Linked DNA regions of Mus musculus: region 1 is linked to region 2. Evidence: chromatin contacts called from ENCODE Hi-C or POLR2A ChIA-PET data. All regions are on one chromosome and are shown on one strand. Each heading gives the region's core, a stretch centred on a gene start or an enhancer-like site at or near the end of the contact. The rest is flanking DNA. Distances are from core to core; before and after follow the strand shown. Region 1 overlaps Tbc1d1 (TBC1 domain family, member 1). Region 2 holds the start of Tbc1d1 (TBC1 domain family, member 1).

Evidence for each region. A loop is a pair of places that touch in the nucleus more often than their neighbours do. ChIA-PET counts read pairs that join two places held with the same protein, here RNA polymerase II (POLR2A).
Region 1: a loop to region 2 is called in a map of heart, with 2.2 times the contacts of the local background. The contact joins the enhancer-like site here to the promoter of Tbc1d1 in region 2. A Hi-C loop is called at or near these places in 5 of 37 maps with a recorded cell type or tissue (gastrocnemius and heart). POLR2A ChIA-PET finds 5 or more read pairs at or near these places in 1 of 5 experiments (Patski).

Annotation. Positions count from the first base shown.
Region 1 is chr5:64,194,396-64,199,988 of GRCm38, reverse strand. All of the region lies in intron 2 of Tbc1d1 (TBC1 domain family, member 1), which reads right to left. Among named protein-coding and RNA genes, the nearest start is that of Tbc1d1, 37 kb to the right of the region's middle. Within about 2 kb of position 2,993, at least 1 of the 3 ENCODE cell types and tissues checked has a DNase peak (open chromatin) inside an H3K27ac peak, as active enhancers do; it is heart, where a contact is called at or near this core.
Region 2 is chr5:64,156,804-64,161,750 of GRCm38, reverse strand. It overlaps Tbc1d1 (TBC1 domain family, member 1), which reads right to left and starts at 1,491. Exons shown (of 22, transcript NM_001310611.1): 1 at 1,246-1,491.

The DNA.
Region 1 (5,593 bases), core at 1,744-4,243, 37 kb before region 2:
GGTGTCCTCAAGTTCTTGGGAGGTCACTGTGGGTACTGACAGATCTGAGGTCCTACTTTTGGAACTATCTCAGTTACTGAGTCAGGTTCAGCCACCTGATAACCACAAGTGCAATGACCTAATCTCATTTAAGTCCATCATTCATTTATTGCTGAGCACAGCCTCCAGGGCACCAGAGTCAGCCACCCACCAACACAACAAAGAAAATGAGCAGGTGGCCACCGGGAACTAACTTTTCAGGCAGTCAGGTGATGGCAGGTTAGGTCTAGAAGTTTACTTAAGCAGAAACTACCCAGAAAAAAAAATACATTTGGATAATTTCCTAGCAGAACTCTTCACATAGTTTATTCTGTGAAGGATTTCTGTGTAGGATGCTGTTCTCTTGGGTCACTAACATCTGACAAAGATAAAGCACAGTGGATACTTCCCTTCTATCAGAACCTATCTTGGCTTCCCCATAAATTGATAGACAGGGTCCCACCTTGATCAGTCTCAGACAGGTAATACCCAGGGCTTCTTAATATCACACACACGAAGCACCAGCATTGAGAGCCAGTGTGCTCCCTGCTTGTGGGACATCTGTGATTCCCTCTGAGTTACCAATCATCCCCACAACGGCACCTGGGCAAGCCTTGAGACTCTAACCAGCCATTTTATTCCCAAGTAAAAACACCAGAGCGCTCGCTTCATATACAAAGGGCAAGCATACCGTAACTGCTACGTCTAGCCCTGTATGACTCAAGAGATAATTCTTATCCAAGAAGCATCTAATAGACATGTGGATGAACTGTTACCAACGTATCATAATGGTTCTTTTTAGAATGGAATAGGACTAGGAATTGTGGACTCAACATTTCCTAATTTTTATGCCCGTCTGAGTTGATGGAAATCTTTATTCTAAGCAGTCCCCATAGTTCAAGTTTGTGAGGTCATTCAGTCTTAAATGGCTGTTCTAAAACAGGTGGAGGCCTGCCCGGTCCATTGATAAGTGCGAGGACTCACTTTCAGCAGCTCTCTAGCCACAGATGGATGCCTGAACTCATCTCACCCATCAGATATTCCTGTCTGAGGCTGCTACTCTCCCAGGGTAATGTCAAGTCACAGGGTTAATGAGAGCTGAAACACAAGAAGGGCCATGGAGCTGTAGCTAATGCCCAGCAGCTGCAGTGCCAGGGCAGCGGTGTCTGATAGCAAAGCCAGGGTGGTGCCCTTGCCAGGGTATCCCTGTGATGTAACCACGTCTGTGGTTTCTCCTGCCTGATGCCGACCCTTCATGGCTTGGTCAGACCGGCTTTGCACACGTCATGGTGACTCTGTGAAAAACCCTAGGATTCTTCTAAATGATTCTCTTTTCTACCTTTGTTGGTTAGTGTTGGTTTTTGGAGCTAAAGAATTTTTACATACAATTTGTTCATTCATTCATTCATTCATTCACTCATACAAGGAAGTTATGTGTTAACTGTTATGTGTTAAGGACAGTTCTAAGTGTGTGGGTCATTCAGGGAGCAAGATGGAAATCCCTCTCTTGAAGATTACAGTCTACTGAAGCCTATGATTTTCCTTGCAAATTTATGCAAGAGAGGCTTTCTGGGAAAGTGGCATGCAAGCTTAGAAATGGCAAGTTAAGTTAAAGGTAGCCAAACAGGGAGGGTACTGAGCGGTCTAGGTCACAGGAACAAAGGGAATCTGGGATGCTCTAGAACTAAGAGAGGCCATGGAATGTTATAGACTAGAGAAAGAGGATGACGTGGGCCTAGGATAAGGGGATATGAGATGTAAGCAACTGGGAGAGGTAGGGCAACTGGCAAAATGAGACTCAGAAGGCCGAGAAAATCTTACTAAGTCTCCATGGCTTGTTCTCTGAAGGGCAGAGCTATGCTAGACCATAAGTGGAGAGGGCAGCAGAAGGGCACATCACCAGATCTGCGGCAATGATGGTCATGCCTGGAGCTGGCTGCCTTAGACCTGGGGAAGACAAGGGTGGAAATGTGGAGACTGTTAAGGAACTTGCCCAAAAAGTCTAGATAAGAAATACAGTGTTGGGAGCTGGAGAGAGGGATCCGGGGGTTAAGAGCATTGACTGCTCTTCCAGGAGACCAGGGTTCAATTTCTAGCACCCATGTGGCAGTTTACAACTGTCTGTAACTCTAGTTCCAGGGGACCTAACACCTCCACATAGACATATGTGCAGATAAAACACTAATGTTCAAAAAATAAAAAATTAAACTAAATTAAAAAAAAAAAGAAATACAGTGTGGGGTTAGAGTGAAGTAAGGGAACTTTCCCAGTCTTTTCTTCTGCACTATAGCAGAGGTCACAACAGAACATAAGAGAGAGGCAGCTTGGGGCCTCAGAACAAAGACTCTTGGCTATCGTCAACTCAGAGCACACAGGCCCCGGAGCAGCAACTAGAGGATCCTTGTGCTAACCACTGAGCTTCGGGGTTCATTTATTTCTGCGGCACAGTTGAGTCTATATGAGGATGAGAGGGAGAAATGTCCATGTGACAGGACCCTGGGGAAGTAGCACAGGTGACCCCCTCTTACCCTGAACTCCTCCCCACAGAAACTGCAAGTTACCCTGGGTCAGACTGCCCTCTGCTCGCCAGGTTCTGTCCTACAGAAAGGAAACCCGTCTTCTGCGCCCTCGTCTCCCTTTTCTTGATACAGACTTCCTGACCAGTTAGCAAGCAAAGAAAACATTCCTCTTCCCCCGTCCCTCTCTGCCCCGCCCTGCTGTGGCCTTTGGCTTTCTCTCTCTCTCTCTCTCTCTCTCTCTCTAGTTTCCACTCTGGTTCTTGGACACAGCTCTGGCTAGCCTTGTTCTCAGTCCTGACCTATCCCTGTGACAGGCAGCCTGGACTAGCCTCTGAACATCCTACACTAGTGTCGTCCAAACCCATCCTGACTCATCCTGTATGTCTGACCTTGCTCCTGGACAGACAGCTGCCTAGCCAGCTGACATTTCTAGATTCCAGCAGTCTGGATTCTCATCTAACCACAGGCCAGCCCTGCAGCCCCAGTACACAGAACCACAACGCATGGTGTACCCACAGCCGACATTGCCTGTCCAGTGGTTCTATCCATTGGATCCAGAGGTCAAAACCAACTGGTCTTCTGAGTGTCTTCATTTACACAGAACACATGCAGTACAGGGGGCCTTGCTGGCTTTCAGTATGCTCTGTGTGCCCCACTTGCCAGGCTTCTGAGACATTTTTGGCCCTGCGTCAAAGATCAGGACTGGTCATGTGTGGTCTGTTGAAACATAGTTTTTCAAGACTAATAAGCCTACACAGAAACTCAAAGTCAAATAATAAATTGTGTCTAAAGAGCTGGAGAGATGGCTCAACAGTTAAGAGTACATACTCTTCCTCCAGAGGTCAAGGGTTCAGTACCAAGTACCCATGTTAGGTTGGGTGACTCACAACTGCCAGTAACTCTAGCTGGGCAGGGTGGGGTAGGGTAGGGATCTGATGCCCTTTTCTGGCCTCTGAAAGTACACACATACATAAATAATAAATAACTAAACAGGTTAAAAGAAAATCCCTCAAAAGACTATGACATGTCTCTTGGCTTAGACCCAGTTCTCAGAGACTTGGCAGACCTCACAGACAAGCCACCCCAGTGAAGCATGGTAAGGCAGCCTCCCATGGTGTAATCCACACAGATGCCAAGATCATGCCAATCTTGTCTTCAGAGTGCTCACCATTCACCATGCTGGGCATGGTCACAGCTTGCTGGATGTAGGGCAGATGCCAAATACTCAGCACAGATCTTCTCTTTTGTCCTTATAGTCTATCTAATGGAATCTGTGGTGCCCTCAGTTTACTGATGGTTAAACTTACATTTTAAATGTCTTTCTAGCTGCCAAGGAACACAGCCACAGCAAGAAAGATCTGTGGGTTTTTTAGGCATCGTGGCAAGGTCTGGAATCCCAGAAGGTAGGAGGGGGAACAGGAAGATATGGAGTTCAAAGTTACCCTTACTATACAACAAGGTCAAGGATAGCCAGAGTTACAAGAGTCCTTGTCTTACATAAACACACCACACACACACATACACCACACACACAAACACACACCACACACATACACACACACACTCCACATACACACAAGCACACACAAACACACACACACACCACACATACAAACACACACCACACACACCCATACTCCACATACACACAAGCACAAACACACACATACACATATGCCACACACACAAACACACACCACACACCCCCACAACACACTCCACACACACACACAAATACACACCCCCACACACAAACACATACACACACATACTCCACACAAACACATACACACATACTCCACACACACAAATACACACACACTCCACACACACATCCCCACACATACACACCACACACAAACACACACCACACACATCCACACACACACACACACACACACACACACACACACACACACACACATCAAGGGCTGGGGAGATGGCTTGGCATCTATAGACTCTTGTCCCCAAGCCTGAGAACCTAAGCTTGATCCCCAGGCCACATAGTAGGAAGAGAGAACAGACTCAGGTGAAGCTGTCCTCTGACCTCCACACTCACTATGGCTGCTGAGATCCCCCAACACAAACAAATAAATAAAAAATCTAGGTTTGTCCAGCTCCAGAGTCTACACAGACACACACACACACACACAGACACACACACAGACAGACACACACATACATTTTACCATTTTGCTCTTTATGTATGTTTATATAGGAAAACATGTACACAATATCTGTATATATATATGAATATGAAGATTGTATATATGTATATTTATATGTGTGTGTTTATAAATATATATGTATTGTGTGTGTGTATATATATATATATAAGCACAATATGTGTATATTTGTGTGTAATGAAAGGAATGAGTGGGGGGGGTTGTTTGGTTTTTTTTTTTTTTTTTTTTTTTTTTGGTCTTAGGTTAGAAGTCAGGTGCCATATCCCACTTTAAGCAAATGGTATCACATCTAAGATAATATGATACTCTAGAAATGTCTAGAATGATTTTAAAACTACATTGTATGTGAAAACCATTTACATGGAATTGGTGCACTCAGGGTGATATAGTGGTAGACTGGAAGCCATTTAAAATTGTTTTGGGGCCTGGAGAGATGCCAAATGGTTAAAGGCACCTGTTGCTCTTACAGCAGACCTGAGTTAGACTCCCAGCACTTCCATGGTAGCCCTCTTCTGGTCACAGATGGCTCAGCACACGTACAGTACAGTGACATACATGTGGGCAAAACATAGGTATATGTAAAATAAAAAATAAATTAAAACAATAAAGAAGAATTGCTCTGTGAAAGCCATATATGGTGGCACATACCTTTAACCATAGCTTTAATCATAGCCTTGGGAGGCAGAGGCAGATGGATCTCTGTAAGTTTGAGGCCTGACTGGGCTACCTAATAAGTTCCAGGCTACATAGACCCCAAAGAGAAGGAGGAGGAAGAGGAGGAGGAGGAGGAGGAGGAATAGAAGAAGCAGAAGGAACAGGAAGAATAGGACAGAAGGAGAGGAGAAAGAGGAGGAGGAAGAAGAGGAGGAC
Region 2 (4,947 bases), core at 242-2,741:
TGCAAAGCACCCACCCGTTTATGTACTTTTCATGCCTCTTCCTGGTTCCTTAAGAAAGTCCTCAGGGTTCCCAGGGAGGAACTGACTCTGCAGAAGGGGGGCACCGTGAATGCTGAGAAAAGAGAAAAGAACTCGCTAGCCTCAGCGAGCTCTCAGGCAAGGTAGTGAGACCCTGAAAAGTGATACATTCCTACCTTTGGGTACAGCTGCCCTCTCCTTCTCCCATCCCACCCCTCCCACCTTGAGCAGGCTCCACAAACAATAAAGCCTAAGTGTGGCCATTCTCCAACTCATGGGAATCCCACTTCACATCGAGGGGGTCTTAAAAGGGATCTTTGCCCATGGAGGTGCAACGCAAAAAGTTTAGAAGTTTAGACTTGTAGAGACAGCTGAGCTTCCTGGGTGTGACCCATTTAAATTAGGTCATTCAAAAATTCCCTTCTAACACCTGGCTCTAAATAGAAGAACGGCTTGCAGCCACTAAGAGGACGAAGGAGGGTTGTACGTAGGAGGTGAATGCCTGCCATCATCAGTACCAGGGCGCTGAAGATGTTTGCTGAGAGAAACACTCATCACTTTCAATTTCTTTTCCTTTTTAAGCAACTTCCGGAGAACAAGGCATTTAAAATAAAATCACAACCAGGAACGCCACACCTAGGTGGGGTTCAAACAGAACGACACATCTTTTAGAAAAGAAGAGAACAGCAACCTGTGAAGTTAGAGTGAGCCTCTTACTCACGTAGCAACCCGGAAGCTGCTAGGAAACAATCAAGCCGGGTTTCAAAATGACCAGCACAGGATGTGCCCATAGAAAGAAATGTTGCGTGCACCGAGAAGCTGCCAAAGTTACCGCTGCAAAGTACCCTGAACTTTCAAAAGGCGGCCTGGGGTCACTCTGACCGGCCTCGTCCGAGCTGGATGCCTTACAAACACTTGTGCCCCGGTGATATTTGGCGGGAGGGAGTGGGGCGGGATATGCAAGGAGGAGGAGCAGGGGACCTGAGCACCTTCGTCGCAGCGCAGAAAGCATCAAGGTTTCTCCCCCCCCCCCCCACCCCCAAGCAGAGGACAACAAGGTAGCTCTGAAATCCCGCCTCTTCCCCCTCCCCCACCAGAGCACCCCAAGAGACCCGGCAGCAACGCCCTTGGGTGGCGGGACCGCGCCTTCTCTGCAGCAAGGGAGCTCAGGGGCATGCTGGAAGTGGAGGGTTGCCCCGCACCCTAAGGACCCAAGGTGGAACCTACCAGTGAGGTGGCACGCTCAGAACTCCGGGCTGAGCTAGGGCGCGCAGGTGCTCCCGGGCACCCAGAAGATGGCCTGGGCGGGCGGGGCGTCCATGGTCCTCAGCTGGCTGTGCTCTTGCCGCCCCACGCTGCTGGGGTGGGGGTCCACTCCACAGTCTCTGCTTCTCTTGCGGGTTGAAGAGACGGTCGGTCCGAGGTGGCTTGCAGCAACAGGCACCGCGGTGTGGCCGGCGGCGGCGACAGCAGCTGAGGAGGAGGAGGAGGTGTCTGCGCGCGGCTCGCTCGCGTTTCCTCCTCCCGGGCTGGGCGAGCGCTGGGGAAAGCAGAGGCGGGGGAGGGGGACAGCAGCCGGAATCTCCCTAGTGAGTCCCCCGGGAGCCAAGAACAGGAGTAGATGCCCTCCCTTCCCCTCCGCACCAAGCGACTCTGGCTAGGCGACTCGGCCCAGACTGGCGAGTCACAGGCGAGCAACAGCTGCTGCAGTGCGGGTCCTCCGCGGCCTCCCTCCCCTCGCTCCCCAGCGGTCCATCCTCAGCCCGCCCAGGGGCCACCAGGCGCCACCCCACGAGAGCTCGGGGAAGGTGCAAGCATCGCCACCCCATCCAGCCTCAGCGCGAAGTCCTGGCCCGGAATATTCCCTGCGTGCTCACAAGTGATTATGGCCCTCCCGGCGGGATGTGTGGTCACACACCGGGCTCTTGACCGCTTATTTATAGCAGGTAGCCCTGCCCGAGGCTGTTTTGGCGTGCGAGGTTCTCAGCAGGTGGCAGCGGAGCCCGCGCTCCCTGAGGGATCCTGCTTCTCTGCACGCACCCTCCGAAACGGACCCGGAGATCACTGCGCAGCGTACCCGCAGGCCACCCAGCCACCAGCCCTTCCCCCGCCTCATCCTTCTTGCATTGGGGTCGAATGGCAGGATGGGGGCTGGTGGGGGGAACCAGGAACCGAAGCAGGATGGGACGCTGGCACTCCAGGCAGCAAAATCGGGGACTCAGAGAAACACCCGGGATGAAGTGCCCTCCGCGGATTAGCCTCTACTAAACCCATCTCTGGCCAGGTGCGGGGAGTGACGCAGAGCCCGGACCGCGCGCTTTTTCCCTCTCTGCGTGCGGAGCACACACACGCACGCACTGCGCGTCTGTGTGCACGCCAGAGAGCCACAGAAACCTCTCAAAGCACCATTCCCGCAAGTTAAAGAGGCAGACTCACTCCAAAGAGCAGAAGGGATCCAAGAAAAGTGAGCGGTGCACGTGGCTTGGATTGTATCTAGAGCCCTCCGTAGCTGCCATGTGGGGTTAGTTCATTCTTTATTACACCATAGTTTGTCTTCCTAGTTTCAGATCGAGAGAGAGAGAGAGAGAGAGAGAGAGAGAGAGAGAGAGAGAGAGAGAGAGAGAGAGAGAGAGAATGAATGAGAATAGATATAGCCAGGAATAGTCTAAGGAAAAGAGTGTTGATTGGTTCGTGGAAAATGCTCCGCAGGAAAAGATCAGGTTATCCAGCTAAACTCTATCGTCTTCAGCATCATACTATCACTGTTTCATGCTTTTATCTTCAACCCCATTGTTAAGTTGTCCTTCCCGCTCTGTGGCCTACAGACCATGGCTACTTCCAGAAGGTCACCACGTCAAGACAAGCGACATGCCAGCCATTGAAGGAGCATCCCAGCCACATTTGGACCTATTGCTTAACTACCCTGCCTGGCAGTCTCCACCATAGAAGGGACAGAGAATTTCTGGAGCATGCTTACAGAATAGGGCCAGAGCCACCTCATCTACCATTTCCTTCCCTTATCTTGTCCTCACCCTGCCACCTCCTCCCTGCAAAACGTTTGATTCTGGAGTGCAGGAAGGCTTAGCAGTCAAGTAGAGACCAGATGGTAAAGGAAGGCAGTGCCTGGGTAGAGTAGCCTAGTAGTCCAGGCTCCAGCTGGTGCTGGGAGGAGGGGGAGCAGTTCATTCCCCCATAAGCTCGCACAAATTCCAGCTCAGAGATGTATACCTTAGAGGCAAGAAACCATGCTAACCCTGACCTGGCCTGGGGAAGTGTTGTGCCCATGTACCAGGCACCAGGCAGCTATCTCTACATCACCTTTCTAGTTCCCAGACACACAATAAAGAATTCGGAACTTTAAAAAAAAAAAAAAACAAAAAACAAAAAACAAAAAACAAACAAAAAAAACAACCCTTAACTGACTTATTGTAGACCTCAGGAGACAGCCTGCCTGCCTCACCCTTTGGGTTCCAGCAGCTCAGGAAGAAATAGTAAAATCTCTAGATCAAGGCTGGCATGTGGGGTTTGCAGAGTTAAAGACTGTCAAACAGGAAGAGAAATCTGTAGTCTCACTGTGAGCAGTGCCAGCCAAGCTCTGGGCACCCACCTGCACCCGTTCTTGTTATAGGAAGGAAGTGGCTCCTCCTCCTGAGGCACAGGAGTTCCAACAGAGCCCCTAAGGCCATCTCTAAGGGGTTGAGACTGAAGTGCAGCAGCAGAGTTCCCTCTGGGCTATGGGATGACATTGGGCTGGTTGACTCTGTGTGTGTGTGTGTGTGTGTGTGTGTGTGTGTGTGTGTGTGTAGCTCTTCCCCACAGGGGCTCCTAGATGGCCTTAGTGACCCAGAGGTCCCTGGATAGACTGTCTTGCTGGCTTGATGGATAAAAGCCACCTCTATCAGCCATGGATGCTGCTCGGTTGCCTTTAGACAATCTCTTCACTTGCCTCCCTGCCCCCAGAACCTCTGAGTACAGCATTCTTTTTAGGACTCCCTCTAGAGAGTCATTCCTATGCTCCAAATTTAGTCACTTGCAGTATAATTAATTATTTATTGGCAAATACTAGCAATATTAATACCAGCTCTAAGATAGCTGTAAGCTCCAGAAAAATAAAACTTACCTTTCCAGTAGAAAGCCCAGAGACAAAGAAAACAGAGGCCACTTGGCTTTTAAAACGTAAAAGGAGCACTTTTAAATCTAGTCTTTGGCTAATGTAGAAAGAAGACCTTTAAATGACAGGGGCCAGGGATGTGGCTCGTTCAGATTGCATGCCTAAGCTGTGTGAAGAGCTGGCTTTGACACCCACATAGACCAAGGGTGGTTGCTGGAATCTAGCAAAACAGAAGTAGAGGCAGGAAGGCAAGGAGTTTGAGGGACGCCTGGGCCATAGGAGACTCTGTCCCCAAAACAATAATATTTAAAACAAAATAACAGAAGATTTTCCTTTTTGAGACAGGGTTTTACTACGGAGTCTAAACTGTCCTCAAACTTGAAATCCTCTTGCTTCAGCCCTGGAGTGCTGGGATTACAGATGTACACCAAACCTGGCTATTACTAAATCTATTATATAGGTATTTAAAATGTTTATATTCCTGAGGAAATCAAATCCTAATTATTGCCACAATAAATGTATACTTAGTTTCAAAATGTTCACGTTAAGGTAAGAGTTCACAATAAATGTATACTTAGTTTCAAAATGTGCACGTTAAGGTAAGAGTTCTTAATCAATGGTCCCTTTCCAAAAGTGGTCTCAGTAAAAACAAAAGCAAAGACGGCACTGGATAGAATCCTAGGTTGACAAAATGGTTCTCATGGCCTGCTGGTAGCTTTCTGGACACAGAGGTGGCCAGGCTCCTGAGCAAGTCCATGGTCAGTGGGTAAACATAGGAGACTGGAAGGAGGCAGCTTCCCAGCTGACTGACTTGTCAC